Linked DNA regions of Mus musculus: region 2 is linked to region 1. A link is a loop called in an ENCODE intact Hi-C map of the cell type or tissue named here. Cell type or tissue: left cerebral cortex. All regions are shown on one strand. Each heading gives the region's core, and the rest is flanking DNA. Links, peaks and the distances in the headings are about the cores only. Region 1 holds the start of Cln5 (ceroid-lipofuscinosis, neuronal 5). Region 2 overlaps Slain1 (SLAIN motif family, member 1).

The links. A loop is a pair of places that touch in the nucleus more often than their neighbours do. Peaks named below come from ENCODE experiments on the same cell type or tissue, not always from the same donor. Only the 100,000 strongest peaks of a DNase experiment are listed, where the experiment ranks them.
Region 2: a loop joins it to region 1, with 3 times the contacts of the local background. A loop is called at or near these places in 10 of 42 quality-filtered maps.

Annotation. Positions count from the first base shown.
Region 1 is chr14:103,063,282-103,078,445 of GRCm38, forward strand. It overlaps Cln5 (ceroid-lipofuscinosis, neuronal 5), which reads left to right and starts at 6,935. Exons shown (of 4, transcript NM_001033242.1): 1 at 6,935-7,186; 2 at 8,353-8,518; 3 at 9,906-10,131; 4 at 12,547-14,349. The coding sequence starts at 7,065. The coding sequence ends at 13,058. In left cerebral cortex, for the core only: CTCF peaks have their summits at 6,635 (motif pointing right) and 6,834; DNase peaks (open chromatin) are centred at 6,969, 7,635 and 7,882; H3K4me3 peaks cover 1,904 bases; H3K27ac peaks cover 1,557 bases.
Region 2 is chr14:103,671,650-103,686,813 of GRCm38, forward strand. It overlaps Slain1 (SLAIN motif family, member 1), which reads left to right. Exons shown (of 7, transcript NM_198014.3): 3 at 14,020-14,169. Among named protein-coding and RNA genes, the nearest start is that of Slain1os, 20 kb to the right of the region's middle. In left cerebral cortex, for the core only: no CTCF peak of the experiment used is centred there; DNase peaks (open chromatin) are centred at 7,706, 8,315 and 8,883; H3K4me3 peaks cover 694 bases; H3K27ac peaks cover 3,884 bases.

The sequences.
Region 1 (15,164 bases), core at 3,562-8,561:
TGAAGACATAGTCTTGGAGAAAGAAGCTAGACGCCTGAAACTTATAGAGGAGAAAGTAGGGAAAAGCCTTGAAGATATGGGTACAGGGGAAAAATTCCTGAATAGAACAGCAATGGCTTGTGCTGAAGATCAAGAATCAATAAATGGGACCTCATAAAATTGCAAAGCTTCTGCAAAGCAAAAGACATCGTCAATAAGACAAAAAGGCCACCAACAGATTGGGAAAGGATCTTTACCTATCCCAAATCGGATAGGGGACTAATATCCAATATATATAAAGAACTCAAGAAGGTGGACTCCAGAAAATCAAATAACCCCATTAAAAAATGGGGCTCAGAGCTGAACAAAGAATTCTCACCTGAGGAATACCGAATGGCAGAGAAGCACCTGAAAAAATGTTCAACATCCTTAATCATCAGGGAAATGCAAATCAAAACAACCCTGAGATTCCACTTCACTCCAGTCAGAATGGCTAAGATCAACAACTCAGGTGACAGCAGATGCTGGCGAGGATGTGGAGAAAGGGGAACACTCCTCCATTGTTGGTGGGATTACAAGCTTGTACAACCACTCTGGAAATCAGTCTGGCAGTTCCTCAGAAAATTGGACATAGTACTACCGGAGGATCCCGCAATACCTCTCATATATCCAGAAGATGTCCCAACCGGTAAGAAGAATACATGCTCCACTATGTTCATAACAGCCTTGTTTATAATAGCCAGAAGCTGGAAAGAACCCAGATGCCCCTCAACAGAGGAATGGATACAGAAAATGTGGTACATTTACACAATGGAGTACTACTCAGCTATTAAAAATGAATTTATGAAATTCCTAGGCAAATGGATGGACCTGGAGGGTATCATCCTGAGTGAAGTAACCCAATCACAAAGGAACTCGCACAATATGTACTCACTGATAAGTGGATATTAGCCCAGAAACTTAGGATACCCAAGATATAAGATACAACTTGCCAAACGCATGAAATTCAAGAAGAACGAAGACCAAAGTGTGGACACTTTACCCTTTCTTAGAAATGGGAACAAAACACCCATGGAAGGAGTTACAGAGACAAAAATTGGAGCTGTGACGAAAGGATGGACCATCTAGTGATTGACATATGCAGGGATCCATCCCATAATCAGCTTCCAAATGCTGACACCATTGCATACACTAGCAAGATTTTGCTGAAAGGACCCAGATATAGCTCTCTCTTGTGAGACTATGCCGGGGCCTAGCAAACACAGAAGTGGATGATCACAGTCAGCTATTGGATGGGTCACACGGCCCCCAATGGAGGAGCTAGAGAAAGTACCCAAGGAGCTAAAGGGAACTGCAACCCTATAGGTGGAACAACAATATGAACTAACCAGTACCCGGAAGCTCTTGTCTTTAGCTGCATATGTATCAAAAGATGGCCTAGTCGGCCATCACTGCAAAGAGAGGCCCATTGGACTTGCAAACTTTATATGCCCCAGTACAGGGGAACGCCAGGGCCAAAAAGGGGGAGTGGGTGGGTAGGGGATTGGGGGGGTGGGTATGGGGGACCTTTGGGATAGCATTGAAAATGTAAACGAGGAAAATACCTAATAAAAAAAAAGAAGCTAGACACCAAATATATATATATATTTTTTAATATATATATTTGGTATATATATATATTTATATATATATGTGTGTGTGTATATTTTTTAAATATATATATTTGATATATATATATATATATATATATTTGGTGTGTGTGTATACACACACACATATGAATATGAGCATGGCTCTGTTTATGAATTACCCAGAAGAAGCAAGACAAAGTCATCGTTTAGTGAATGCAATTTCATTTGGGGCCAATGGAAAAACTCTGGACCTCACTGGTGGTGGTGGTGGGGCAGCATAGTAGTCTACTGGATCTTACACCTCTAAAACAGTTACAGCAGTGAGCTTTATGCTATGTGTAGTTCACCAAAAAGAAACAGAAGGAAGAGAAAGAAAAGAGGAAAGGTGTTGGCAGAGAGGAGACAGAGGGCTGTATGTGGTCGGCTGTGAAATGTGCCAGGGAATGGTTTCTGGTTGTGCCCTTAATGACCCTGCACCCCTTTCTACCCACTTTAATCTCTGAAGTTCAATTCTCAAGGGTTTGGGCAGTGGGCCAAGTGTTGGCTATAGTCAACAGAACAAAGTAGAGAAAAATAGAAGATGTGGGTGGGGCTGCAGCAGCAGGTATGCTTTGCTCCTCACCTTCAGAAACCAAGGGCCTTGTCACAGTCCAGCCTCCCTAGATGCACCTGCACTTGCTCTTGGCTGTCACTTTTGCAAGCCAGTGAAGCTTGCCAGGTAGAGGCCTGGCTGCAGTATCCTGCACCCCAGCAGGCTTCTGGGGTCTCTGCATCTGGGCCCGCGAGTGCCCCATCGCGGCAGCTGGGGCTGGGGTAAAGTACAGAGTGCCCGCAAACTCTAGCTTGAGTGAGGCCTCCAGCTTTGCTCCCTGAGCGCCAAGTGAACCCCACTACAGACTCCACGAGGCCTGTCATTTTCTCTTCTGTGGCTAGAGGGCGCCAGAGAAGCATAAACTAGCTTTTAAGATTTGGGTCAGGGACCATAATCTTTAAAATAAATGGCAAAGGTAATAAATGGATTCTCTTCTCTGTAGGACTAGTAGATAGTAACTTCCACGAAACTTATTTCAAAGAATAATGTCAGTATTGATACACAATCAATTTTCAGTTTTGTCTTTGGGTTTTTTTTGTTTTTGTTTTTGTTTCTGTTTTTTTTTTTTTTTTTTAAATTTTACACAATACAAATTTGAATTGCTCAATTTCCAAATCTGGAACTTGAAGTATTTTTAACTAAGAATACAGAGTCAGGAGGGCCTCTGTTTCATCTTCACCAAAACTGGGAGGCAAAGAATGCCTTATAGTCTTATAACAGTCCCATGTCTTGAAAAAGTAGTATTGGCTAATATGCAGTTGCACTCTGTATTTGTATTTTGGGTCTCACAATAAAAATAATTCCAGAGACATAAGTCTCATTTTTTTCATATGACCGCAGGAAACGGTAACAAATGGATTTAATTTGGTTTTTGTTTGTTTTGTTTCATATGGCTAGAACAAACTATATTTCTTCTGTACATAAGATATATGGAAGAAATTTGTTCTTTTATTATTAATAAAATCTGCAGTCTCCGGGAATGATGCTTTTTATCAGACCATTAAATTATTAGCTCCATGTCTTCCAGCAGAAATTCACTGTGACCCTATGTTTACAATGTTTAGTAACAACCTGAACCTACACCCAAGCAGAAGTCTAACTTGAGCTGCTCAAAACCATGTGTGGTAGGATGCACACCTGGAAGGCTGCACATCTGGTGGGTGGCTCACCTGGAAGGCTGCCTCTAGCCTTTGACCTGGCATGAGATTCACATGGCTGAATGTTAGTGCCAGAAGCCCAGATTAGACGTACATATGACATCGATAGCAAGTAGAAGGAAGAGCAGCAGCATCGACATTTGTGTCGATGGATATCATTAGGAAAAGGAGAATAAAGACTAGCGGGTATGGGAAACAACATTCTCCAGTCTGGTCCTGAGCTCTGGAGGTCAGATCTGTTTCTGTCACTGCCTGATAGGACTCTGAAAATCTGCTCAGTGGCTCTAAGCCAACACCACTTAGGTCCGAATTCAGAAAGGAACACTTTCAGCATAGCTTTGTTGTAGGGTATGTTTAGCAAATCCCATCTCTGTCAAAACCTTGACACTAACATACTTTTGTTTGACCAATGGTTTGTGCCCTTTATTTCTTTGTTATGGGTAGTTAAGATAAGGTGTGGCTCAGTGGTAAAGGCTCTAACTTATCTTCTCTAAGGCCCGAGATAGACTTTCAGAACCATTATGTGTATTGGAATTCAATTTTAAGCTAAATTCATCAGATTATACCAGCAAACTTTGTACATATATCCACAAATTTGGCTTTTATTGGGGAGCCATAAACTGGCCAGCACCCCAACTAAAATAGATTAGATTTGTTACTGTGGCACAGAGACAGGTTTATGTAAGGTAACTAAGGCAGGAGAATGAAAACAGAAGTCCAAAAAGTAACATCAGGTTATTGGAAGAGTTTAGATAGAGAGGATGCATCGATTGCTCTGTTATGATAACGTGCCTCACAGAATCAGCGCAAGGAAGGAAGGGTTGATTTTGGGTCAGGTTTAAGAATATAGTTAACATGGCAGGGGGCATGGTGGTGATGCATGCATGAGGCATATGGCCACTGCAGTAACCAAGCAGAGGGATATGAATGCTGGTGGTCACCCTGCTTTCTCCTTATTCAGTCCAGGAAGAAATCCACAGCATGGTTCTGCACACACTCAGCGTGGGTCTTCTGTCTTCAGTCCAACCTTCTGGACACACTCTCAAACATGCACTCAGAAGTGTGTTTTCTGTGGAAATTTTTAGTGTAGTTAAGTTGGCCCTGAAGATTAACCACCACCAAAGACTGTTGTAGTACATCGACAGACTTTAAGTCTCTTTTTGATTGGTTGCTATAAATCTCCAACTTAGGGGGTTTCTTCGTTTCTTTATAATTTGACTGTTTAGGTTCAGCGGCTGAGAGCACCGGATGCTCTTACAGAGGACTCAGGTTCAATTCCCAGACCTCACCTCACAGAGGGGTCCTGTGGGGATCTGATGACTTCTTCTGGCTTCTGAGTACATCATGGACCTACATGCACATGATGTATAGACATACATGCAGGCAAAACACGCATACACATAAAAATTTTTAAATCACTTTGTTTACACACAGATAGCACAAGAATTCCATTTTAGTTTGGCCTGCTGAAGCACAGTGCAGGAGCGCAGTCAGAGTCCGAGCAAAGGACTTTTATTGGTTTCTTTGTTGCAGTTTTTTAGGTTTTGTTCTGAGACAAGGTATTGCTCTATAGACCAGACTGTCTCAAACTGTAGATCTTCCTGCCTCAGCCTCCTGAGTGCTGGGATTTCAGATGTCCCTCCATGTCCAGACAACATGTTTTATCAAATCATGTAAGAAAGAGAGAAATGTTTGTTATGAAGCTGGTTTTCTTGAGAAAGACTCATAACTGTTCAAAATGAAAATAAAAACTCATATTCAGTAACTCAGTTCAAGCTTAAAGACTACTCTAAAAGAATCAATGCAAATGGTCAAAGATTGTAAATTATAAATTTCTTGATTTTGAATTAGGGGTTTACATATCATACATGTGTGTCATACATTAAACAGATGCCCCCGGGGGCTGGAGAGATGGCTCAGTGGTGAAAGGCATTGACTGCTTTTCCAGAGGCCCTGAGTTCGATTCCCAGCAACCACATGGTGGCTCACAACCATCTGGAATAGGATCTGATGCCCTCTTCTCGTGTGTCTGAAGACAGCTACATAAATAATACATATATACATACATACATACATACATACATACATACATACATAATTAAAAAATAAAACAGATGCCCCCATCGATTCTCCTCATGAGTGACTATTACAATTTCTAACTTTACTAAATTCAACCCTAAATTGAACCTTTAAACTCACCTTTGACCTATTGTAGCATCTTTGACATTATGCTGTGATAGGCAAGAAAAACTGTTAAGAAAAATCTGAAATTAGAGGCTACAATACAGTTGATGTATTTGTTTAGGGCAGTTAAGCACCTATAAAGCAGGTGAGTATATCTAAGGCCTACAAACCTAGTTAAAATATCATTACTCTTTCATTAAAATGTGGTTAGAAAATTGGTGTGTCCGAAGCAAAAAAGCATGTCGTGTTTGACAGAACCTTTAGCAACCTGGAAACCCTTCTCAGAATAGTGATTTATTTAGTTCACAGAGTTATAAATAAGAAAGCAAAGATGAGCTTGAACTTAACACGTTTGCCTGGCTAGTTATCATCCTGAAGTCAAAAAGAGAAAGCCAGCCATCACCTGCTAGGACACGTTAAAGTATCATGATGACACCCTGTTTTTTTCATTCCCTGAGAAACTTTGTCTCCTAAAATTTACAGACTTAATTTTTTTTTTTTTCCTTTTGGAAAATACATCAGCAAGGACGAAACAGCTAGAACCTTTGGCAGAGGAATCTCTGAGAATATCAGCCTCACACTACAACCCAGATAGGTCCAAAACTTTTGATAAAGGGTTTCTGGATCTGACATTTCTATCTCTTCTTGAGCTTCAGAGTTGGCAAGCAAAAAGGATCCCGTGTTCGCTTTGTAGTTCAGACCTCATGCAGCTCCTATGTGCATACACATAGTGGGTTTGCTAGGAGATCTCCAAAATACTGCCTGTTCCAGTCTCATCTCCAGCGTACGTGAGTGATCTTGGTTGCCATCACTCAGTGCAGTGGCCTGAACAGCCTGATTCCGTATGGCGTGATGCTCTTAGCAATCTTACACTTACTGGACAAAGGAGGACCGGAGGATAAATGGATTAAACCTAGCTCTATTGGTCGGTCTTAAGCTTTGAAGAGTCACGGATAATACTAAGTGTGGCAGAGGACAGAACCGGAGCAGAGCAGTCCAAGTCTGGTGATGCCGATGGCAGCACGGAAAGCATATTGTCATTGCTGATCTTTGCAACATTCTCAGAGAGGCCAGGAGAGGGCAATCATTTCCTGTAATGTCCTCATTTTTTAATTCCGCTGAGCACCCAGTGTCTCCAAGCAGAAGATTTGTGTTGGAGACTGGCCTGGGCCATGTGGGTCAAGAAAGTTCATAAGTGTTTTATTGTTGTTACGGTTTGGCTGGTGATGGCTGCGGGGAGGGCAGAAAGCACCTTTGCGCTAGAGGCATAGCACACATCCACCAGGCTGGAGTGAGTTTTGCAGTACCAGTCTCACCCTTCCGGGAGGACAGGGCTTTTTAGCGTCCAGCGCACGCGCGCTGGAACAGAGGCGCCCCGCCCCGGCCGGGACAGGGGAGGCGTCACGCGCCCGGAGGTCACACGGCCAAGCCGGCGCTGGTGCTTGGCTGGCTCCTCGCGGCGGCGCGCACGCAAGGCCGACGCCGGGGCCCCGGAGCCTCCGGGATCTCAGGGAGCCGCGGATGCTGCGCGGGGGGCCATGTGGAGCGCACTGGCGCCCGGCGCTCGCGCTGGCGCTGCTCGGGCTGGCGACGATTCTGGGCGCGTCCCCGACGTCTGGGCAACGCTGGCCGGTGCCCTACAAGTGAGTGAGACGGAGCGGGGCGGGGAGGGGACTTGGAGAGGGCGGATCCGATACCTTAGCGCGCCCGGGGACGCAGGGCACAGGGCGGGCGACACTAAGAGCATAGTTCCTAAATAGTTGGCAACTCGGGGATCCTCACCGGTTCTGGGCAGTTCAGAGTCCTGGGAGGAATGGAGAGTGACATCACTGCACGGAGTGACTTTTAGGTGCTACTGACTTGGAGAGCAGGTTAAAATGTTTTAAACACTGCAATTATTTCATGCCTTATCGTTAGCTGCCATTGCATAACATTTGGGGAGAATTTACAGGGAGCCTGCTTGCTCCCCTGTGTCCTTACTGAGCTAAATGGGGAATTTAGCTGACTGACCCGGGGAATTTCCTCCCTAGGCTAGTCAGGATCACCTTGTTGGTCCACTTCAACCTGGAGGGTAGGTAGGGCTCCGGACCTGAGGAGGTGATCGCAGTCTTTGACTTAGCTAAGTTTTGACAGCCTGTGGGGAATTGCGAAACAAGAAGCGCTCGGTCTTCGGGGTTGCGGGGGACAGGGGTGGGTGGAGTGGTGGCTGGCGTGGGCATAGTGAAGTGGAAAGAGATGCAGCTTTTGAAAGCATATGTTTTGCATAACAGAATGAGGGGCGGGGGGGTTCATGGCATGATGCATGTTCCTCTAAGGAGTTCTTAGTTCTGAAGGCTGCAGACCAAATCTGGTCCCATTTGCTCATCCTCTGTGCGGTCTTAGGGAATTTAACTCAGAATCTTCATGCTCACATACCCTGGACAGAAAACAGGAAATGATAGTAGCCCTCGCATTTCTGGTGAAAACCAGCAGTTGCCAAACTTAAATATTCATGTGTTCTGTTCATGAATTGGTTCTTCTAAATATATATGAGAGAAAAAAAAGTTTAGGGTTGAGGTTGGTTTTCATGAAAATATTCACAAGAAAAAAAAAACCTTAAATACCCAATAAAACAAGAAAGAGATTGTAAATCTCAAAGTATTTTATCTAATACCAGGAGACGGAGGCTGACTGGTCTTTTGACTCTAAAGAAGCCCCGATTGACATTCCCACCTGACAACTGGTATATAGCTGTAAGTTAGATCAGGTTTTGTCCCCGTGTTAAGATTGTTAGAAGAGCAATTCTGAGGATGGTTCTCTTTCTCACCAGGCGCTTCTCTTTCCGTCCGAAGACAGATCCCTACTGTCAAGCTAAGTATACTTTCTGTCCTACCGGCTCGCCCATCCCAGTTATGAAGGACAATGACGTCATCGAGGTCTTACGACTACAAGCCCCGATTTGGGAATTTAAATATGGAGACCTCCTGGGACACTTTGTAAGAATGCATCTTGATCTTGTAGCTTTACTTAAGTAATTCAGCTATTACTTTGACTTAAATGAGTAGTCAAATGGTTACTAGGTCATATTAATTGATAACTTTGTATGTGCGGGTTATGTGTGTGTGTGTGCACCTGTTCACAAGCATCAAGTGGCTGGAGGCTGCTGGGTGTCACTCATCATATCATTCCCTTAGGACAGGGTCCCTCACTGAACCTGAAGCATACATTTTTGTCTAAACTGGTTGGCCAGTGAGACAACTCCTGCCCTCAACACTGGGATGACAGACACAAGTGGAAATGACTGGCTTTTAGGTACGACATGCGTGCTGGGGATTTGAACTCAGGTCTTCATGCTTGCATAACAAGCACCCTTACCCATTCAGCCATCTCTGCAGCCTGTGATATAGTTCCTAGCACCTTTATGTTGGGAGTCAGGAAGAGTTAGTTACCACTGGATCGGCATGGAGCTGTGCAACTGTAATCTTGGGACTTGGAAGGTCCTAGCAAGAGCATCACCATTCCAGAGTCAAGCTGGGGTACAGGATACCACTGTCTCAAACACAGAGCAAAGGCTGCCATGAGGAGCATGTGCCCTGCCCTTCATCTGTTTTGCTGTGAAGAGTCTTGCAGTGGGCGCCCAGACCTTAGCACAGCTGATGCCTTCTGACCTAAAAGCTCAGCATGTAGACCCCAACCCTGGCTGAGACAAGAGCAAAGACTCAGTCTATCATGGTAAAGAATTCTGGGAAAGTGTCTAAATGTATGAACCGTGTGTGTGTGTGTGTGTGTGTGTGTGTGTGTGTGTGTGTGTGTGTAAAGCCAAGGTTGGTAAGGCTCATGGCTACACACCTGGACAAGTTTCCCAGGTTAGCCCTTTGGCCTGTGAATACAGACTTTCTGTTGGCTTGGACAGTCCATGTGTTCTCAGGAGGGGTTACCTTGCAACAATCTCAACCCTCCTTGCATACTCAGCTTCTAGGAATGAGAAGAAGGTCACAACAGACAGGAATCACTTCTTGATCTCCAAGTTCTGCTGTAGGCCCCTTCCCGGCTCAGTGAATCACTCTGGGAGGCAGGCACACTCTGGAACAGTCCCAAAGGCTTTTCATGTTTGCCATATTCCTTAGCTTCGAGAGGATTTCAAGTGTCCTTACACAGCTCACATGTGTGCTGAAATGAGCCCTAGTTGCCAGGACAAAAGTGATGGGTGCCTGCAGCTTGAGGGGCCATGGTGTCACCACCAGGATAGTGACACAGAAGTATAGCCCCTTTGAGCGGTTGTTGTGCATGGTGAGCATTTGTGGGGCAGCAAACTCTCTCCCGTGGGTGACCTGGGCCTACGGTTACCTCGCAGACGACTTCACACGTGTTATCCCTACACAGAAACTTATGCATGACGCCGTGGGATTCAGGAGCACACTGACAGGCAAGAACTACACAATTGAGTGGTATGAACTTTTCCAGCTGGGCAACTGTACATTTCCCCACCTCCGGCCTGACAAGAGCGCTCCCTTCTGGTGTAACCAAGGGGCAGCCTGCTTTTTTGAAGGAATAGATGATAAACACTGGAAGGAAAACGGGACACTGTCAGTCGTTGCAACCATATCCGGTAAGTAGGGTTTGATGACGGTACCAGTGAGCAAGTGGAAGATTCCATTCCTTCACTGAGATCGCAGCCATCCATGTTCTGCCTCCTGGTGATCATTTGTAGTCTGTACTTCCGGTTCCATTCCACACGGAGCCGACTGGATCCTGATGTAGAGCCTTGCTAGGAATTGCGAGGCTCATCTGCTCTGTCCATGATAAACATGAGTGAAACAGATGCTGTGTATAGCTAAATTGGAATCCAAATAGATAGCAGTTAGGGGATCCATAAAATGCCCTATTAGGGAGGCCTCTTAACTGTGTCTGAAAAGAATTGTGGTTATAACTTATTTTTACGGGGAGAAATACTAAGGATTTGCTGTTTCTTGGCCTGTCTTTTTTCTGAGCACTCCACTTCGATCACTTACTGGCATCTCCTGAGAGAATCATTACAGTTCTCCCCATTGTGCAGATGGCGAAACTAAGATACAGGTTAAAGCTATCCAGACAATAAGTGGGATTCTGGTCTTGTAGGAGAGCCTTGCGGGCAGTTCTCTTTAAGAACTTCAGGACATTTCTGCTGTTTTGTATTGGGAAGTTGATGACGCAGCAAATTTTGCCTTCCTGGCATTATATGTTGCAGATTCTTTTGCCATCAGAACTCTTATCGGTAGCTTATTACGCGACCATGGATCACATTGACCTTCCTGGCCCATTGCCTCTTCTGGGTAATTCAGGGCCAGCTCATACTGTGTGTGTGAACCTCACTTTATACAAGTTGGTTGTCTACCGTGCTGGAACGGAAGCACTCTTTGTGATGCTAATGATCCCAGGGCTGGAGGAAAAGATCTGGCTATTTCTTAGTTTTTACACAACACTTTAAGACGTGTTAACTCAAAATTCAGTGTGTGTAGGGGTGGGGGTGGGGGTGGGGGCTAAGACTTTCCTTAGGTCACAGAGCTGGATGGAACAGGCCACAATGGAACCTGCAGTCTTTTTTTTTTTTCAGATTTTATTTTACATATATGAGTATGTATTTTATTTTATTCATATGAGTACACTGTAGCTGTCTTCAGACAAACCAGAAGAGGGCATCAGATCCCATTACAGATGGTTGTGAGCCACCATGTGGTTGCTGGGAATTGAACTCCGGACCCTTGGAAGAGCAGTCAGTGCTCTTAACCACTGAGCCATCTCTCCAGCCCAATAGCCTGCCATCTTTTAACACGGCCACCACTTTTCTGACCTTCCTTCTACTTTCTAATTCACATGACCCACTTATCCCAACCATGAAAGCTCATCTCTTTCAGCAACACTCAGTAAAGCCAGTGGCTTCTATCTTACATCCCAACCCAGTTCATAACCTCTTTTCTTCTTCTCCTTTAAGCTGGTAATTCTATCAAACACTGATCATTCTTTTACTGTAAACTGCTTTAATTTCTAGAATTTGAAGCTTGTAAGTGCGTTCTTCGTCTTGCCTGTGATTCACCCTTTCCCCAGACCTTGTCTGGATGTTAGGACACAGTGTTTGGGAGTCCAGCTTTTCCAGGTGACTTCCAAAGAGCCAGGCCTCCAATGCTAAAGCAGATTTTCTAACACTGCAGTTTTGTGGCCCTAATTGTAGTAAAGGAATCCAGTGGGATCACTCAGCACATGAGTTCTTCATGAACTCAGTCTGGTGGAGCCCAGGAATGGTTTGCTGGTAGTAAGATTCAGGGGCCTCGATCTGTTGTATCTCTAAAAGCCCTGGTAAGAGCATCACTGGGCAGAAAAAACAGCATTCTCTTGAGTATTTGGAGAGATTCTTCTGATCTGGTTCGAGGTGGTAGGAGAAGCCTTAGCCACCAAGGAGTCTGAAGCCAGCACAAACAGTGGCCAGTTTGGTTGACGGGTTAGAGGGATTTGTGTAGTGCGTTATCAGTAGCAGCCCAGCAAGCAGAATACAGGAGGAAGCGGGTAGCTGGTATTCACGTGTGTGAGAGAGGATGCATGTCGCTTAGCTGTGACAGGGCAGCAGCTCCCTCAGCAGCCCTTTGTTCCCACCAAGCATCCATCTGCCCTTTCCCTTGTTCTTACACTGTCTTTGCCTTTCCTCTTTCCCCACTTCTGGGTCTTGCTTCTCTTTTCTCCTTTGCTTCTGAAGCCAGGATGTGAACAGAGAAGAATGGCTTCGGTATACGTATACTGACACTCTCCGTGTAGTGCTGACCTTAGCTTAAATACGTATAGAATTTTAGGAGTCCTCTGTCTACCCCCATTGTGTCTTGTATTTGCAGTTCAAAGGCCTTAAGAATGGAAGAAAACGTGGCCAGGCTTGCAATCCTGTTGTGGGCTTTGAAGTTTTAAAAGTATTTCTTATTCATCCATTCTGGTCTTAATGGCATTGGAACTTTTTATAAACAGTTTATTTTGTTGTTGGTATTTTTTTCTTCTTAACTAGGAAACACATTTAACAAAGTGGCCGAGTGGGTGAAGCAGGACAATGAAACTGGGATTTATTATGAGACATGGACGGTCCGAGCCGGCCCAGGACAAGGGGCCCAGACGTGGTTCGAGTCCTACGACTGTTCGAATTTTGTCTTAAGGACATATAAGAAATTGGCTGAATTTGGAACAGAATTCAAGAAGATAGAAACAAACTATACGAAAATATTTCTTTACAGTGGAGAGCCTATTTACCTGGGAAATGAAACATCTATTTTTGGGCCCAAAGGAAACAAGACTCTTGCTTTGGCCATAAAAAAATTTTATGGCCCCTTCAGACCGTATTTGTCAACCAAAGATTTTCTGATGAATTTCTTGAAAATTTTTGATACAGTGATTATACACAGACAGTTCTACTTGTTTTATAACTTTGAGTATTGGTTTCTACCAATGAAACCCCCCTTTGTCAAAATAACATACGAAGAAACCCCGTTACCTACCCGACATACAACATTTACCGACTTGTGACAACTTCCACTCTGCTGCTCTCCAGACAGCAGCATCCATGTTCTTCCAGGGCTGTGTCTACAGTGGTGTCTTTATTCACCTTCCCTCCCTGGGGCTCACTGTTGGAAGTGCAGTATCTGGACATTTCAAGACTCTTGCAGAGTAGCAGAAACCGTAATTGTACTGGCCAAAGTGAATGGGTTGTAATCGTTATTTGAGAATTACTCCATCTCAGCTATGGAGAGCCTTTGATCCCAAGGTAGCATTTTTCTCGGGCTACTTTTTCTGTTACAGTAGTGCTGTTTCGTAGTTTAAGGGTTTTTTTTTGGGGGGGGGGTCATCTAAAGAATTGCTGTTTTTATAGTTATTACCGCCTTAGGTTCCAGGTCTATTTTCTATTCACAAGGTTTTAAAACCTTGTTTGGACTCTGTTACTGGAATAGTGCCTCTAGCCATGGCAAATACAGAAAAATTTTTGGCTAGCTGGCTGTTGTGACAGAAGCAATTTAACATCTCTAGATTTATGTCCTTACCTCTAAAGTGATTCATCTACCAGGAGTATGTAGATTGGGGGCACCTATGTAGGCACAGGAAGGCACACGGAGTGCATATACGGTGTCCACTGGGACTAAAAGAACACAAACTGCCATCCTTGAATTTGCCTGACGTACGTACAGGCCATCCATTCCTGGGTAATTGCTGAGACTTTGAGCTGGCACAGTACACATTGCTTCTTTAGTACAGGCCATGGAAGCTTCTGGCTCCAGACATGGCTAGGTGAAGTGTCCTTCTGACTTCCTGTGCATGTCCTCTGGTTTCTCTCCCACCATCATCAGAGAGAGCACACTTTCCTGGAAAGGACAGAAGTTTGTCAAGGGCCTTTGTTAGCTTGCTATGTTGCTTTTAGGGGCATTAGACAGGCTATCAAGCTCCTGTATTTTGATCAGTTGAACTCATTTTGTTTTCCTATCTAACACTAGCATAATAATGGAAAAGTCTTTTAATATAGAAACATGCCAGTTATTAATTTCCTAATTTACTAATAGCTGGCTGCTTCTTGAGACATCAGTACACTACTGTGTCTTAAGAAGTCTCATCTACGTATCTGCTGGCCCAGATGTCAGGGCTTAGCAAGATAAAGTGACCTGGAATTAGGTTCTCACTCAGGATACACTGGAGGCTTTCCAGCACTCTTCAGATTGTGGCCTTTAGACCGGTATCTGTGCACCAAATGTTACCAGTCTGTGTTATTGTTCAGTCTAATAAAAAACATAAACAAAACAAAAAAAATAAACTCAAGAAAAAAACCAGGGCTTGCATCTTGTATCTTTGATCTTATTTGTCCAGGAATTTACTTTTTATTGTTTGAAAGTATAAACCCCACAAAGCAAAAGCAAGCCCAGATGACTGGACGATCGCTCGCACACTGCACTGCTCCGCCAACCCCGAAGAGGCAGGCTTGTCCTCACAGAAGGAAGGAACCATCTTCCACTGCCTCTGGTTTATCTGTAACAGTACCCGTACCAACCCAACAGTGTTGCCTCTTTGACCTCAATGTCTTCAGGATGTGGTGTGAAGAACCTTCACACCACTACTATCTACTGGCTAAACTCAGGCAACACTCATCTAAACCGTATTCAATTACTATGGAAAAAGTAGAATTTCCCAGCTGCCTTGAGGTGACAAGCTGAGATTTTTGTCATTTCTAAAGCACAGACTTTGGTTTGCAGCAAGGGAGGTGTGGGGCATGCTAGATTCTACTGTGTTAAAGAGCATCAGGGGGCTATCCCCAAAGCTGTTGTCTGTACCTGAAATATGGTCTTCTAGCTGGGCTGCCTTGTCCGGCCTCAGTGGAAGACAAAGCGTCCAGCCTGGAAGAGATTGGGGGCGGGGTACTCAGGGGGCCCCCACCCGCTCAGAAGAGAAGGGGACAGGAAGGATTGGAAGAGGGATTGCCTGGGATGGGGACAGTGAGCAGGATGTAAAGTGAATGAGTTAAAAAAAAAATTAAAAGAAAAAGCATTTTGTTTCTTTGTAGAGAATGTTAGGAAATGAAACGAAAGTACTGGAGAGTCAGGTAGTGCTGGCAGAGCCACGAGTCACATGATTTCCCAAGAGTTCATCAAG
Region 2 (15,164 bases), core at 5,533-10,532, 610 kb after region 1:
CTGTAGCTAAGTTGTTTTCTCAATTGAGGCTCCCTTTACTTAGGAACTTGTGTCTGGTTGGTAGAACAGTAGCCAGCATTGGAGGTTCTACTGTATTAGGTTTCCCTCAAGTGTGTCTTAATGTTAGCTATCTTTCCCCATGTCCCCTTCCTCAGCCTCCTTGTCCTCCCACTGCCCAGATGATCATGTCGTTCCCCCATCCATATCTGTCTATTCCATTTCCCTGTCCTAGCAAGATCTATCTGTTCCCTCAAGTCCCTCACTCTGTCCCTGCCCTCATAGTTGTATGGCTTGTAGCTTGGTTACCATCTGTTTCACAGCTAACATCCATGTATAAGTAAAAACATACCATATTGATCTTTCTGGGTCTGGGCTACTTCACTTGGCATGGTCTTTCTACTTCCATCCCTTTCCCTGCAATTTTTCTGGTGTCTTTTTTTTTTTTTTTTTTTTTAATGGCTGAGTAATATACTCCATTGTACCATATTTTCCTTATTCATTGATTCTACTGTTTGGGACATCTAGGTCCTTTCTGATTTCTGTGTATCACTAATAGAGCAACAGTGAACATGGTTAAGCAAGTGTCTCTTTGGGTATGTGCCCAAGAGTGGTATAACAAGATCTTGAGATAGAGTGAGTTCCATCTTCCTGAGGACCTGTCATGCTGGTTTCCATAGTGGCCATACTTGACCATAGTGGCCATACTTGAGTCATGTGCTTTCTTGATTATCTAGTTTCCTGAGGGTTTTTTTTTTTTTGGTTGGTTTTTTGTTTGTTTTGTTTTTAATATCTTTTGGATGTTAGCCCTCTCTCAATTATGTAGTTGATAAGAATCTTTTTCTGTTCCATAGGTTGCTGCTTTGTCTGATTGATGGTGTCCTTTGCCTTACAGAACTGTCTCAGTTTCACAAGGCCCCCATTTATTAGTTGTTGATCTTAGTGCCTGTGCTAACACCCTTCTGTTCAGAAAACCTTTCCTGTGCCAGTGAGTTCAAGGCTGTTTCCCTCTTGATCTTCTATCGAATTTAGTTTGTCTGGTTTTATGTTGACGTCTTTGATCTATTTGAAGTAGTGTTTTGTTCAAGGTGATAAGTATGTATCCATTTGGGTCTTCTACATCAGTGTTTCTCAACCCGTGGGTCACAACCCCTTTGGCAAATTTCTATCTCTAAAAATATCTGCACTACAATTCATAACAGCAAATTTGTTACAAAGTAGCAACCAAAATACTTTTTATAGCTGGGGTCACCACAAGATGTATTTAAGAGTCACAGCATTAGGAAGGTTGAGAACCACTGGGCTACATGCAGCCATTCAGGTTGACCAACGCCATTTGTTGAAGATACTGTCTTTTTTTCCCAGTGTGTATTTCTGACCTCATTATCAAAACTCAGGTCCCTAGGTGTGTGGATTTATGTCTGGGTCTTGTTTGCTCCAGCACCATGCAGGTTTGCTGCTACAGCTCTATAACTGGGGATGGTGATAATTCCTGCAGTTGGTCTCTTTTTTTTTCTTTTCTTTTCTTTTCTTTTCTTTTCTTTTCTTTTCTTTTCTTTTCTTTTCTTTTCTTTTCTTTTCTTTCCTTTCCTTTCCTTTCCTTTCCTTTCCTTTCCTTTCCTTTCCTTTCCTTTCCTTTCCTTTCCTTTCTTTTTTAAAGCTATCTTGATTTTTATTGTGTTTCTCTATGAAGCTGAAAATTGCCCTTTCAAGATCTGTGAAGAAATGTATTGGAATTTTTATGGAGATTGTATTGAACCTGTAGATTGCTTTCGGCAAGATGGCCATTTTTATTATGTTAATCCCACGGATCTATAAGCATGGGAGATCTTTCTATCTTCTGATATCTTTTCTTTTATTTCTTTCTTCAATGTCTTGAAATTTTTAATCACACAAATCTTTCACTTGCTTGGCTAGGGTTACACCAAGATATTTCATATTATTTGAGGCTATTGTGAATGATTTTTTTTCCTATATCAGAAATCTTTGTATATAGGAAAGCTACTAATTCTTGTGAGGTAATTTTGTACCCAGCTACGTTGCTGAAGATTTTTATCAGCTGTTGGTGTTTCCTGATGGAATTCTTAGGGCTGCATACTCTAATATCACCTGCAAATTATGACTTTTTGATTTCTCCCTTTCTAATTTGTATCTCCTTGATCTCCTTCAGGCGTCTTATCTCTCTAGCTAAGACTTCAGGTGCTGTACAAAATGGGTATGGAGGAGTAGACAGCCTGGTCTTGTTCCTGATTTTAGTGGAATTGCCTTGAGTTTCCCTCTATTTAAGTTGATGTTGACTATGAACTTGCATGGCCCTAGTATCTATCCCTAATATCTCCGAGATATTAATCGTGTACTGAATTTTATCAAAAGCCTTCTCTGCACCTAATGAGATGATCATATGTTCTTTGTCTTTCGGTTTGCCTTTAGAGTGGGTTACATTTATCAATATACGTATGTTGAACCACCTGGGCATTTCTAGGTTGAATCCCACTTGACAGTGGTCTATAGTGGTCTATGATCTTTTTGATGTGCCCTTGGATTTGATTTTCAAGTATTTTATTGAGTATTTCTGCGTCTTTGCTCATAAGGAAAATTAGTCTGTAACTCTTTGCTGGGTCTTTGTATGGTTAGGGTATCAGAGTAACTGTGGCCTCATAAAATGAATTAGGAAATGTTCTTTCTGTTTCTGTTTTGTGGGATAATTTGAGGAGTATTGGCATTAACTTTTCTTTGTCCAGTAGAATTCTGTGCTAAAACTACCTGGCCTGGGCTCTTTTAAATGGGAGACTTTTAATGACTGATTCTATTGTGGTTTGTAGTTTGCTTAAATTGCTTATCTGATCTTGGTTTAAGTTTGGTAAGTGGTATGTATGGGAGTGTGTGTGTGAGTGTGTGGTGTATGTATGTGTGTGTGTGTGAGAGTGAGAATGTGTATGAGTGTGTGTGTGTGTGTGTGTTTGTGTGTGTGTGTGTCTGGGAGTTGTGTGTGTGGGAGTGTGTGTAATATGTATGTGTATATGTGCTTCCCGTCTTGTGATGCTACTAGTCTGGAATTAGTCTCAATTTTTCTTGGGATGTAGTTAACTTCTTTAGGTTGGACTTTATCTTCTAGCACCTTCTGTAAGGCTGGATTTGTAAGTAGATATTGCTTGATTTGGGTTTTATTATGAAATGTCTTATATTCTCCATCTATTGTAAGTGAAACCTTTTCTGGTTATATTAGTCTGGGCTTCCTGTGTGCTTGGTCTCTCAGAATCTTCAGCACATTTGTTCAGGGCATTTTGGCTTTTATTCTCCACTGGGAAGTCAGGTGTAATTCTAATGTGTCTGTCTTTATACATTTTTGGCCTTTTTCCCTTGCAGCTTTTAGTATTCTTTCTTTGTTCTGTACATTTAGTGTTTTGGTCATGTACTGAAGCAACTTTCTTTTCTAGTCCAGTCTGTTTGGTGTTCTGCATGCTTCTTATAATTTAATTGGGATCTACTTCTTTGGGTTAGGGAAATCTTCTATATTTCTGTTAAGAATATTTCCTGGACCTTTGGGCTGACCACCTTCTCTTTTTTCTAGCTCTAATGTTTTTAGATCTGGTCTTCTCATAGTCCCAGATTTTCTGGATGTTCTGTGCCAGGAGGTTTTAAGATCTAACTTTTGTTTGTTTTTGACCATTGTATTGTGTGTTAACATGCCCGAGACTCTCTTTCATCTCTTATTTTCTGTCAGTGGCGCTTGCCTCTGTGGTTCCTGTTTGAGCTCCTAATTCTTTTCTATTTTTCCAGATTTCCCTCAGCTTGGGATTTCTTTATTGATTTTATTTCCACGTTCAGGCCTTGGATGTCTTTATTCATTTCCTCTTTAAACACTTGCATCATGCTCATAAAGGGTGTTTTTAAGGTCTTTACTGTTGAGCGCCGGCTGTGGTGGAATTGCTGGGCTCTAACAGAGACATGCTGTCCTGGCTGCTCATTCATTGTGTTCTTACGATGGCATCTGGGCGTCTGGGATTGGCCAGATTGAGATTCTAGGTGCTGGTAGCTAGGCTTGTCTTTGTTGGGTGGGGGTTTTGTTTGTTGGTTTGTTTCCTCTCTGGTTTTTAGGAGAATGTGGTGGCTGTATGTTGTCTATAGCAATGGGCTCCTGATAGATCTGGGCACTTTGGGTTCCAGGTAAAATGTGGTTCTGGGACCTGAGACTTTGGATGCACTGGGAGCTGTGGGGGTCATTACTGGATTAAGGAAAGCTGGCTGGCAGGGTCTGGTAGTTACTCCCCTGGGAACGGGATGGGGTGAGGAGAGGGCCCTGTGGAAGGTCTGCTGGACAGCTGGGGATGAGACTGGGGATTGGTCTTGGAGAAATGGTGGGAGGTGTGAAGCTCTGTCGTCAGCCTACAGGCTTCTCTTCCACAAGTGGCCTGGGTAACCAAGGAGTGCTTGCTGCAGGTGGCGCTTGGGAGAGCCACAGTGGATGTTAGGAGGGTAAGAGCTGTGTAGTCCACTGGAATTGGAGGCAAGGAGGAAGGGGCGTCTATGATAGGTGTTCTGCTGCAGAGCCATGGATGAGATTGGGGATTGGACTTGGAGAAATGGAGGCAGGTGTGAGGATCTGCAGTTCGCCTACTTGCTTCCCTGGGCGGAGTCAGCCCTCACTGTTACTCTGAGGATCTGACTTACGAAATGCTGTCTCTCCCAGTGCGTGGCCATGAACAAAGGATGCCTTTCACATTTTTAAATGGTTGAAGAAAATCAAAAGAATACTTCACAGCCCGCGAGTATGCTACTAGATTCAACTTTCACTGTGTGCGTGGGAAGTTTCTCTTTCACATAGCCTTATTTATGTATATATTATCTGGGCTGTTCTTGTAATCTCAGAAGTAGCTATGACTCCAACATTAAGGCCAGCAAAACTGAAGTATTTATTAGTTGGTGCTTTCTTAAAAAAAAAAAAAAGGCGCACTGGCACACTGGCCATTTGTTGTCATCTGTGGACTGGCCGTTTGTTGTCATCTGTGGTAGGGAGTCCTCTTTAGCCCACTGTGTGACTGTCCTTACTTTTACCTGAAGTCATAGTGGGGTTATCTTCCATCACTTGCATTCGTTTTGTTTCTCTTATGGATTTTGACAATTCCATTAACAACATGTCCACCAAATATCAGTTGTATAAACTTGAGCCAATAAGACAAAAAACTTGAAGGTAATCATAAGACAGACACTTGATAACATCTTCAGATGTCTCACTGATGTTTACATATTAAGATTAACCCTGAGATATGCTGAACCACATTTTCTAAGCAATCTCTTTACTTTTCCATGGTTAGCTGCTTCTGTCCTGTTGTTGTTGTTGGCAGTCATTCCCGACTGTTGTTACTGCGCATTGGGTAGGGGTGTAGTCGGTGCAGAGGGTTACTGCGCGTTGGGTAGGGGTGTAGTCGGTGCAGAGGGTTACTGTGCATTGGGTAGGGGTGTAGTCAGTGCAGAGGGTTACTGTGCATTGGGTAGGGGTGTAGTCGGTGCAGAGGGTTACTGCGCATTGGGTAGGGTGTAGTCAGTGCAGAGGGTTACTGCGCATTGGGTAGGGGTGTAGTCAGTGCAGAGGGTTACTGTGCATTGGGTAGGGTGTAGTCGGTGCAGAGGGTTACTGCGCATTGGGTAGGGTGTAGTCAGTGCAGAGGGTTACTGCGCATTGGGTAGGGGTGTAGTCAGTGCAGAGGGTTACTGTGCATTGGGTAGGGTGTAGTCGGTGCAGAGGGTTACTGTGCATTGGGTAGGGTGTAGTCAGTGCAGAGGGTTACTGTGCATTGGGTAGGGGTGTAGTCGGTGCAGAGGGTTACTGTGCATTGGGTAGGGTGTAGTCGGTGCAGAGGGTTACTGCGCGTTGGGTAGGGTGTAGTCAGTGCAGAGGGTTACTGTGCATTGGGTAGGGGTGTAGTCGGTGCAGAGGGTTACTGTGCATTGGGTAGGGGTGTAGTCAGTGCAGAAGGTTACTGTGCATTGGGTAGGGTGTAGTCGGTGCAGAGGGTTACTGTGCATTGGGTAGGGTGTAGTCGGTGCAGAGGGTTACTGCGCGTTGGGTAGGGGTGTAGTCGGTGCAGAGGGTTACTGCGCGTTGGGTAGGGTGTAGTCAGTGCAGAGGGTTACTGCGCATTGGGTAGGGGTGTAGTCGGTGCAGAGGGTTACTGTGCATTGGGTAGGGGTGTAGTCGGTGCAGAGGGTTACTGTGCATTGGGTAGGGGTGTAGTCGGTGCAGAGGGTTACTGTGCATTGGGTAGGGTGTAGTCAGTGCAGAGGGTTACTGCGCATTGGGTAGGGTGTAGTCAGTGCAGAGGGTTACTGTGCATTGGGTAGGGGTGTAGTCGGTGCAGAGGGTTACTGCGCATTGAGTAGGGGTGTAGTCAGTGCAGAGGGTTACTGTGCATTGGGTAGGGTGTAGTCAGTGCAGAGGGTTACTGCGCATTGGGTAGGGTGTAGTCAGTGCAGAGGGTTACTGTGCATTGGGTAGGGGTGTAGTCGGTGCAGAGAGTTTGCTTCTGTGTGCAAGGGCCTTGATTCAGCCCCCAGCACTGACAACTAGACCATTGCTGGGAGAAACCCTTTATGCCAGCCTCTGCCTTCTTATAATATTTATTGCTCTCTAGTTTACACATAACAGGTCCTTATGACTCACGTTCATCTCCTGTGAGCCCCTTTCCGAGGCTGTGCCCCTTTCTCCTCCCTGTCTGCCATGCCTCTGGTTAGCAGGTTTGCCTTCCTTCCCTCTGCAATGCTCCCCTTCTCACAGTCTCTGTGAGCCGTAGATGCACTTGCTCCTCCTGCACACCACCCCTTCCCTCATCTCTGAGGTCCCCCTGCCCCCCAGCTCATATATCTCCTCACTTTTGGTAAGCAAGCGCTCCTTAAAGACTTTTTTCTTCATCTCCTATCTGCTCCATCTCTTCGTACTAGTGTCTCTGGCTTGCTTTGTAATTTGTATTCGCTGGGGTCTGATTTGCCCTGGCCTTTTCCTAGTTCTCCTCTGCCACATCCCTCTGACAGGGGCTATAGCTCCTATGCAGACCATTCCCTACTATTCTCTTGTCTTGCTTTATTGTGTGTTTGTCTTATATCCGTTTTTTTCTTTGAGCCTCTTCACCCTTCAAGGTGGCCTTTCTCAGGTTCCTTGACGGATTCTCCATACATTCTTTCCTCTTACCACTTTCCCCCATTGGTTTCCATGGAATTCATGATAATTCCTCTGCCTCAGCCTCTCAAGTTCTTGGATTATAAAATCTTGACTCCAAATATCCATTTTTAAAAAAGATTTATTTATTTTATTTATATGAGTACACTGTAGCTGTCTTCAGGCACACCAGAAGAGGGCATTGATCCCATTACAGATGGCTGTGAGCCACCATATGGTTGCTGGGAATTGAACTCAGGACCTTTGGAAGAGCAGTCAGTTCTCTTAACCACTGAGCCATCTCTCCAGCCCTCCAAATATCCATTCTTAATTAGCCGTCCCTTTAATCCCTTGTCTTTTTGTCTATGTCTTTCCCCTTCATCTAGCACCTGTTTGCTGTACTTTTCTGTGTCTGTCTGCTGTCCACTCCTGAATGCTAAGTCTGTACTCGGAGCCTGTCCTGCACCATCTCAGCTGAGCTCAGCTTTGGTTTTGGCATGTGCGTCTTGTGTTCTTTGTTTGAGTGGGTGGTGTGACTGCGTTCGTCTTTCTCCACTCTCATGTTCCCTGGGTGGTAGATGTCTCCACCTGAGCCCAGCTGATAGCTCATTGTGCCCATCTGACCAGATGTTCCGAGCATGCTTTAGTGAGGACTGTGCCTTCCTGAATCTGCTGGGAAGTCTCCACAGTTGTCCTCCTGGCCATCAGTCTGTATGTCTTTAGTTCATTTGCATGGCTGTCGTCATAAGATACAGATCTAATTGTGCCTCTCTATCTGTCAGAATCCAACCGTGTATATATACAGTGTACGAGTCAGTGTCGTCAGGGACTCCCTAGTTCTACCAGCGTGTCCCTCAGCTGAGGCCTAAATGGACACTTGTCACTCAAGGCTGGAAGCTGCTCTTTTATGCCTTTGCACCTCTGCTGCTCTTCTCCATCCCAGGAGGGCATTTTGCGACACAAAGGCTCCTCCGCTGCCAAGGGCCCTTTTAAACATCATGCCTTCTGTTGGAAACTCCTCCCGGTGTGAGCTTCATTCTGACTGTGTTCCTCACTCTGCTCCACTGTGCTTCCTGCAAGGCCTTACTTCCCTGCCTGCCTGCCTGCCTGCCTGCCTCTCTTCTGCGGTAGCTACTATTTAGAAACTGGAGTGGGAAGGAGGGCGAGCATTCCCCATATTTTATTCATCTCAGTGGCTGTGGCATCCGGCACTCTACAGTGTGATAGTGGGTGCCTGTTCAAGGGAGGGGAGAAGTGATTTTTCAAAGGCGGGGGTGGGGGGGAAGCATACGGGCTCAGCAGGCTTCCCCGCATGGGAGGGAGCAGGAGAACCTCCGTGTGTTTCTGTGAGGAGGAGTCAGTCGCCACTGGAGACTGACCGTCAGTGCTTTCTGTATCTCTTGGCAAATACTGAATGGCTCTGGACGGGTTTTGTAAATAGTGATGGTCTGAGACATTCTGTAGCTTTTCTTTCATTTCTTTTCCTTCCTCCCCACCACCCTGTCTGTCTCTCTCTGTGTCTGTCTCTCCTCTCGCTCCAGAATTGCACAGGCCATTTGCATACAGATATCGAAGTGACACTTGGTCAGCCCCACAAGGCTAAACTGTAGAAGACTGAGGGAGAGTACATTTTAGGTGGTCAAGAAGAGAAGCCATGAGCAAGAGTCACAAGATCATGACTTATTTAGAAAGTGGGTCTGTGTAAACTTTGAGGAGCCAGTGCTAGGCTCTTTTAGAAAGCCTGTTTGAACAGGATCATTCTGCCCTTCTGGGGTGACACTGACTCTAGGTCACCTGACTTCTCTGAGGGTGCTTAGGAGACGAGTGGGTTAAGAGTTGACATAGTGTCTGCGTGCTACAGCTTTGCCTTGTATGTGTGAGTGTAGTAAGAAGGCGGAAAGGATGAAGTGGAGGTTAGAAATGTGAAGTGGTGCTGACAGATAGATTTTCCTAGAAAGATCAAAGCTCTGTCCTCCCTGGGCACTCCACCTGACTAAACAGCACAGATGTCGGGCACCCGAAGCAGCGTGCCTGTAAGGATCGAAGGTCTGGGCCCTTTTGGAGATTTTAGAAGATGTTTATTTTTCAAGACTGAGGAAGCCTGCTTGCGTTTTTGTGTGGTTTACTATCAACTGGCTGGAGTTTTCATTTTAACTGTGTGCCCCAGAATTCTTCAGTGACTCCCCTTTAGCTAATTTTTACAGGTTGGTTTTCCCAGTCACAGATCTTCACCAATAGTAATATAAAAATCATTAGCTGGGGTGGGGGTGGGGTCACAAGATTAATACTGATGAATTCAGGGAGTTAGTTGTTTCTTATGAGTGTGGGGGAGTGTTCTACAGGCACGTTTCTTTCACTGAACCTATTACTGGCTTGAAATGTCTAATTATATTCACCTTTGTCTTCAAAGACATTATGCTGAACACTGTTATTTTAAGTTTAAGGTACTGGATAAAATAGTGTAGCTGTCAGAGTAGGAACGGTAGGCTGGTTTTAAAGTAAGTAGACATTAGTTTAACATGTTTCACGTTGTGTGTACTGCCCTCAGCTCGGATCCCAAGTGGCTGAAAGGATGTCATCTGCACATGAGCACACAGTATGAGTGCGGCGGTTTATAGAATACTTGGCCGCATTAGTTGTTTTCTTACGTTGTTCTTTATGTGATGTGGGAGTCTGGGATTGTGTACCATGTGTGTGAAGCTGTGGAAACCTGAAGAGAGCATCAGATCCCTTGGGGCTGAGGTGGTGGTTGTGAGCCACCGGTGTCGGGGCTGGGAACAAAGCTCAGGCCTGCACCACCTCTCTAGCCCCGTATTTCTTGAGTTTTTAACTCTGTTTCGTGCAGAACTGACCTCCTCCGAGGATGTCACTGAGATTTTAGTTAGATCAGGCTTCTCTTTCATGTGAATTAGATCATATTGATTCTTCAGTTTGCCTTTGATATTATGCAGAGACATATACTCAGTAAAATTTGAATATTCCCTATTTTGTGTGTGTGTGTGTGAGTCTAGGCAAAGCTGATTGATGGACTATCAGTTTTTCCGGGAATTTCTCTGTCATGCACCCACACAATAACTGTGGCAGTGGGCTGCAGAAGCTAGACGTCTTTTTCTGAAAGCAATAACTGCCTGATATCTTCCCAGGATTGTCTTAGTGTGATCCCTGGAGGGACTTATGTAGGATTTTTTTTTTCTTGTATGTATGAGAAGGTATAAAACAACTTCACTAATATTTATTTTAAATTGGAAAACTTAAAGATGCACAGAAAATAAGCGAGCAGATGACTGAGCACAGTCGGCCTTTCCTTCCGGCAGGGGTTGGAATTCAGTAAAAAGCACACTTCACGTCACGTCCAGGAGTTCCTACAACGAATCCTTTTGTAGAATAGGAGTGAAGGAAAATCATTGGAGAGCAGCCAATCCTGTTTCTGCCTTGGGAAGATTGTCTTCCTCCTCTTGGGGTCATTTTGGGCATCTTTAAGAATCAAACAAGTTAACATCTTTGTATTAAGAAAGTCCACTCTGCTAGCTGGGTATGACGGCAGACATTTGTAACTCCAGCACTTTGGCCAGAGAAATAGGACCAGGAGTTCAAGGCCAGCCTCAATTACATAGTAAGTTTGAGGCCAGCATGTCCTGTGGGAAAGACCTTGTCTCAAAAGAACAAACAAAAACAAACTCCAAAGCAAACAAATCAACCAAATGAAACTGCCCCTTTAACTGTCCTGTGTTGTTTGTTATTTAGGAAGTTGTTTCTGGTGTGGATCCTTAGCTCCGCAGAAAGGAATGGAGAGGAAGTGTCCCTTCCTCCTCTTGCTCCCTCCCCTTCTCCTCCACAGCAGAGCCGTGGGCATTAATAGAGCAACATTGTTTTGTGAGATTGCCTTTATAATAATTCTCCTCCCTCTGCCCAAATACCCAGCTCCTTTCTGAAGAACAATGTAGTGTTCTTGCTTGCAATAGATGCTATCTGTTCCTAGTTGTGATCTTGCTGTCATAGCTGCGATAACTGTGCCATTGTGCAGGAAGGCTGGGCCACTGTAGTTATTGTGTAGAATAATGGATGCTGTTTGCTTGTGATGTGTTGTCCCCCTGCATCTGTGGATGAGAACACGAAGTCATTGTAATTGGCCTGGCGCAAGATCAAACTCATATAAAATATCATTGTCTGTCCACCAAGTTAGCAGTCACAAAGGACTATTGGCTTTATCTTCTGTACACAGAATTTGTAATGACAGATACCCTGCAATTGAGATTGAAGGTGGTAAGAGCAACCACCTCATGTGTGTTAACTGCAATTTCATGGTATATTGGGGGTGGGGATGGGGTCAAGTTCTGAGAGTCCATGTCTGCTCCGACTCAGTAAGAACTGATGGAGCACAGGCATACAAGTAGAATAAAGGACTCACAAGATCTGTGTCAATTAGGAACCAGACCTCATGACAGCGTCTCCCAGGCAACCTGAGGATTCTGAATATAGTTGCTTGGCTGGCTTCCCTCACCTCTATAGGAAGTAAAATCATATTTACATGACTGAAATAGTACTCATCTCTTAAGACGCTGGACGGAGGCGGAAACAGTTCTGCTCTTTTAAATGACCTTAGTGGGATTTTCAAGGATCCAGCTTACTGTTTGCTTGACTGCCCACATTCTCCATGCTCCCCATCCCAGGGGCCACCTCACAAACTTCTCGGTGGTGGGCGAGTGCCCCTTAGCAGGCACCGTAGAAAGGCCCTGGATGCTTTTCAGGGTTGGTCTTGTCTTTTAAGAATGAATTTGTTTAATTTGTGTGAGTGTTTTTCCTGTGTGTATGCATGCGTCCCGTGTGCATGCCTGTTGCTCACAGAGCTCCGAACCTCATCCAGAACTGGAGTTCTGAATAGTTGTGAGCCACCGTGCAGAACCACGGGGTCTCTGCAAGAGCTACAAGCGCTCCTAACTGCTCCCATCTCTAAAGATGTATCTATATAAAAGTTTTTGATCAGTATGTTCTGAAATTAACTGCATTGAAAGTAGACCAGATAATATTTAGGGCTCTGAACATTTACTATTAAGAACATGTCCTTAAACTTTTAGAAATTTCAAGTTTTCTTGTTTTTTTTCCCCCTTTGATATTGTTTTATGTGATCACAAAACACTTAATTTTTACTCAGAAATAGAAAATACTTCTAACGTGGAAGGCTGAATTTCCCCTTTTATATTGCATTTAATCAGAATGAGGCAGACTTGCTATTTCTCAGTAGTTGTGTGAATGGGGCCTAACTCATAAATGGCTTGTTTTTACATATTCTCCTTAAATAAATGGAAGTCAGTTAATGTATGAAAAGTTGCTTTGTTTTCCTTTCTTGAAAAAAAAAAAAAGTCTCCTTTTCCCCCTGATGAACCAGCATCTGCCTGTGTAGCGCTAACTGCTGCTGTTTTTGCTTCCGTGACAGCGAGCCGATGGCGGAGTCTCTTCTCTTCACCTGCCTCCCTGGCTTTCCCTTATAGCCCTGTTGCAAGACTCAGCCCTTATAGCAATGGCATTAGTACTCCCAGCTCCTCTAAAACCTCCAACAAAGCAATACTAACACCTGAAAGAACAGGTAATATTTCAATTCCTGACCAGCTGCTTGCTTTGCTACTTAGCCATGAAACAGGACACACACGTCCATCTGCCGTGGGAAAGCCCGAGGGTGATCTAGTGTCTGAGAGGTTATGCTGCACGCTTCCTCTGTGTACGGAAAGCGCATGCGTCCGTCCGTGTGCTTGTTCACTGCTTGGCTAGGTTGTGTTTGGTAGATTGCCCTCTCTAGCGAAAGCGCCATGTAGGTACGCGTTTCCGAATGCTTGACGTGGATGGGATCTGGGTTGAGGTATTTCTTTACTGATTTCAAGATTACACGACTTTGCCGGGCGTGGTGGCGCACGCCTTTAATCCCAGCACTCGGGAGGCAGAGGCAGAAGGATTTCTGAGTTTGAGGCCAGCCTGGTCTATAAAGTGAGTTCCAGGACAGCCAGGGCTATACAGAGAAGCCCTGTCTCGAAAAACAAGAACAAAACAAACAAACAAACAAAAAGATTACATGACTTTATGTCATTTTCTAGAGTTTGTGTTTTCTGTTAGGTTTTTGAATCCAGGCCTCAGCAGAAGCAATGTTGGATCTTTATGAGATTAGAGTCTCTTCACCATTGCCTTTTTTGTCTCAGCATTGGTGTGAATCCATCGAAATAACATTTGAAAAGTTGCTCTTTCGTTCGACTCCTTTCCTCTTTGGTTCCTTTAGATTATCCCACTGACTATTTTTCCCTGGGGATCAGCAAGCCTCCTGTGATAGTTCACTGGTCACAATTACGAAGTTGTGTATGATTTTATATAAATGTTTCTTTTATGCATGCCATTTTCCATTTATGACACTACTGTGTCTGCCCACTAAACATGGACTGTGTTAAATTTAATTGTGAAATATATAATCAGTTATTGCCAGAGACAGTCATCTGATTATCAATTAAAAGTATGCATATATGCATATATTATATGTACATGTATGCATTTATATACATATAAATTTTGTATGCACAGTTTTCTTAGCATGTGTGTGTGTGTCCTCAAACACTGCTCTCTTAGATTTTGGCACGAATTTTTTAGTAGGCAGTATCGAATGATTTTGCTTTCATTCTAGAAGTTGGATTTGAGAAAAAAGAAAACAATAAATAAATTGTTTTATACTTATAATTTATAAACAAGTAAAGATATATTTATTGTTTGTCAAATGGTGTCATGTCAGTCTTTTGTGACATGTAAACAAGGAAAATGCCACTTGTATATGAGTTATAACACATGTATACTTATGATTTCAATAATAATAATGTATTTCCTCTGTGTTTTAGGTTATACCTCCAGGGGCTCTCCACTTAGTCCGCAGTCATCCATCGACAGTGAGCTGAGTACCTCGGAGTTGGAGGATGACTCTATATCCATGGGATATAAATTACAGGACCTTACTGATGTTCAGATCATGGCTCGTCTGCAAGAAGAGAGTATGTTCTTTTTAATTGAGGGACCCCAGGTTCCCCACTTAGACAATAAGTGCTGGAGAGTCATGAACCTTTCCCAGGGAGTAGGCAGACAAGCGGATTCTTTGTTTCATATCAGCTTCCTTTGTAGTTGGAAGAGTTACATGTCCCTTAAGTGCTGAAGAACATTGGAGGTGTTAGGCCAACTCTCAGCATCATTGATCTATGGAGACTGTAGGCATTCCAGAACATTCTGCTCATAGCAGTAGGTTAAAAACTGACACACAAAGGTTCTCAGCATCTTTATTTGCAGTAGCTTGTATCTGTTACTTTTCTGTTGTTGTGGTTAAACATCAGATGCACAGACAGCTTAAGGAAAAAAGAGTTTATTTTGCTCATGGTTCCAGAGGGTGAGAGTCCACTATGACATGGTGGAGGATGGCTGCAAGCAGCAGGCATGGTAAGAGGAGAAGGAAGCTGAGAGATCACACCTTTAACAGCAAAGGGGAAACAGGAGAGTGAACCAGAAGGAGGGCCAGGCTATGAACTCTCAAGGCCTGTAGCTAGTGCTGTACTTCCCTCAGCAGGGCTCACAGCTCCTAAATGTCTCCAGACAGCACCCTCAACTGGAGACCAAGTGCTCAAATGTGGGAGTCTATGGAGGGTATTTCTCATTTAGACCATCACCTTCTAGCTGGAGTGTGTTTAGATGCCCTTCGGTAATGAAGGCTTAAGAAAATGTGGAATATCCATATCCTAGAGTGTTACTCCTCAGTAAACAGGAACACATGATTATTGATAGGTCACCTTAGGTGGGCTCTAGGGAATCACAAGAGATTGCAGTGTAACTATTTCTGTAACCTTTTGAAATTATAGGCCTTGGGAAGTGTAGGGCAGATTGGTGGGTGGGGGTGGGGCTGAAGGACCTGGAAGGAAGATGATAGCAGATGGGCTTTGATACTACAAAAGGGTTCGTGGTGTAGAGATTCTTGGTATTGTGAGTGGCATACACGCATGCA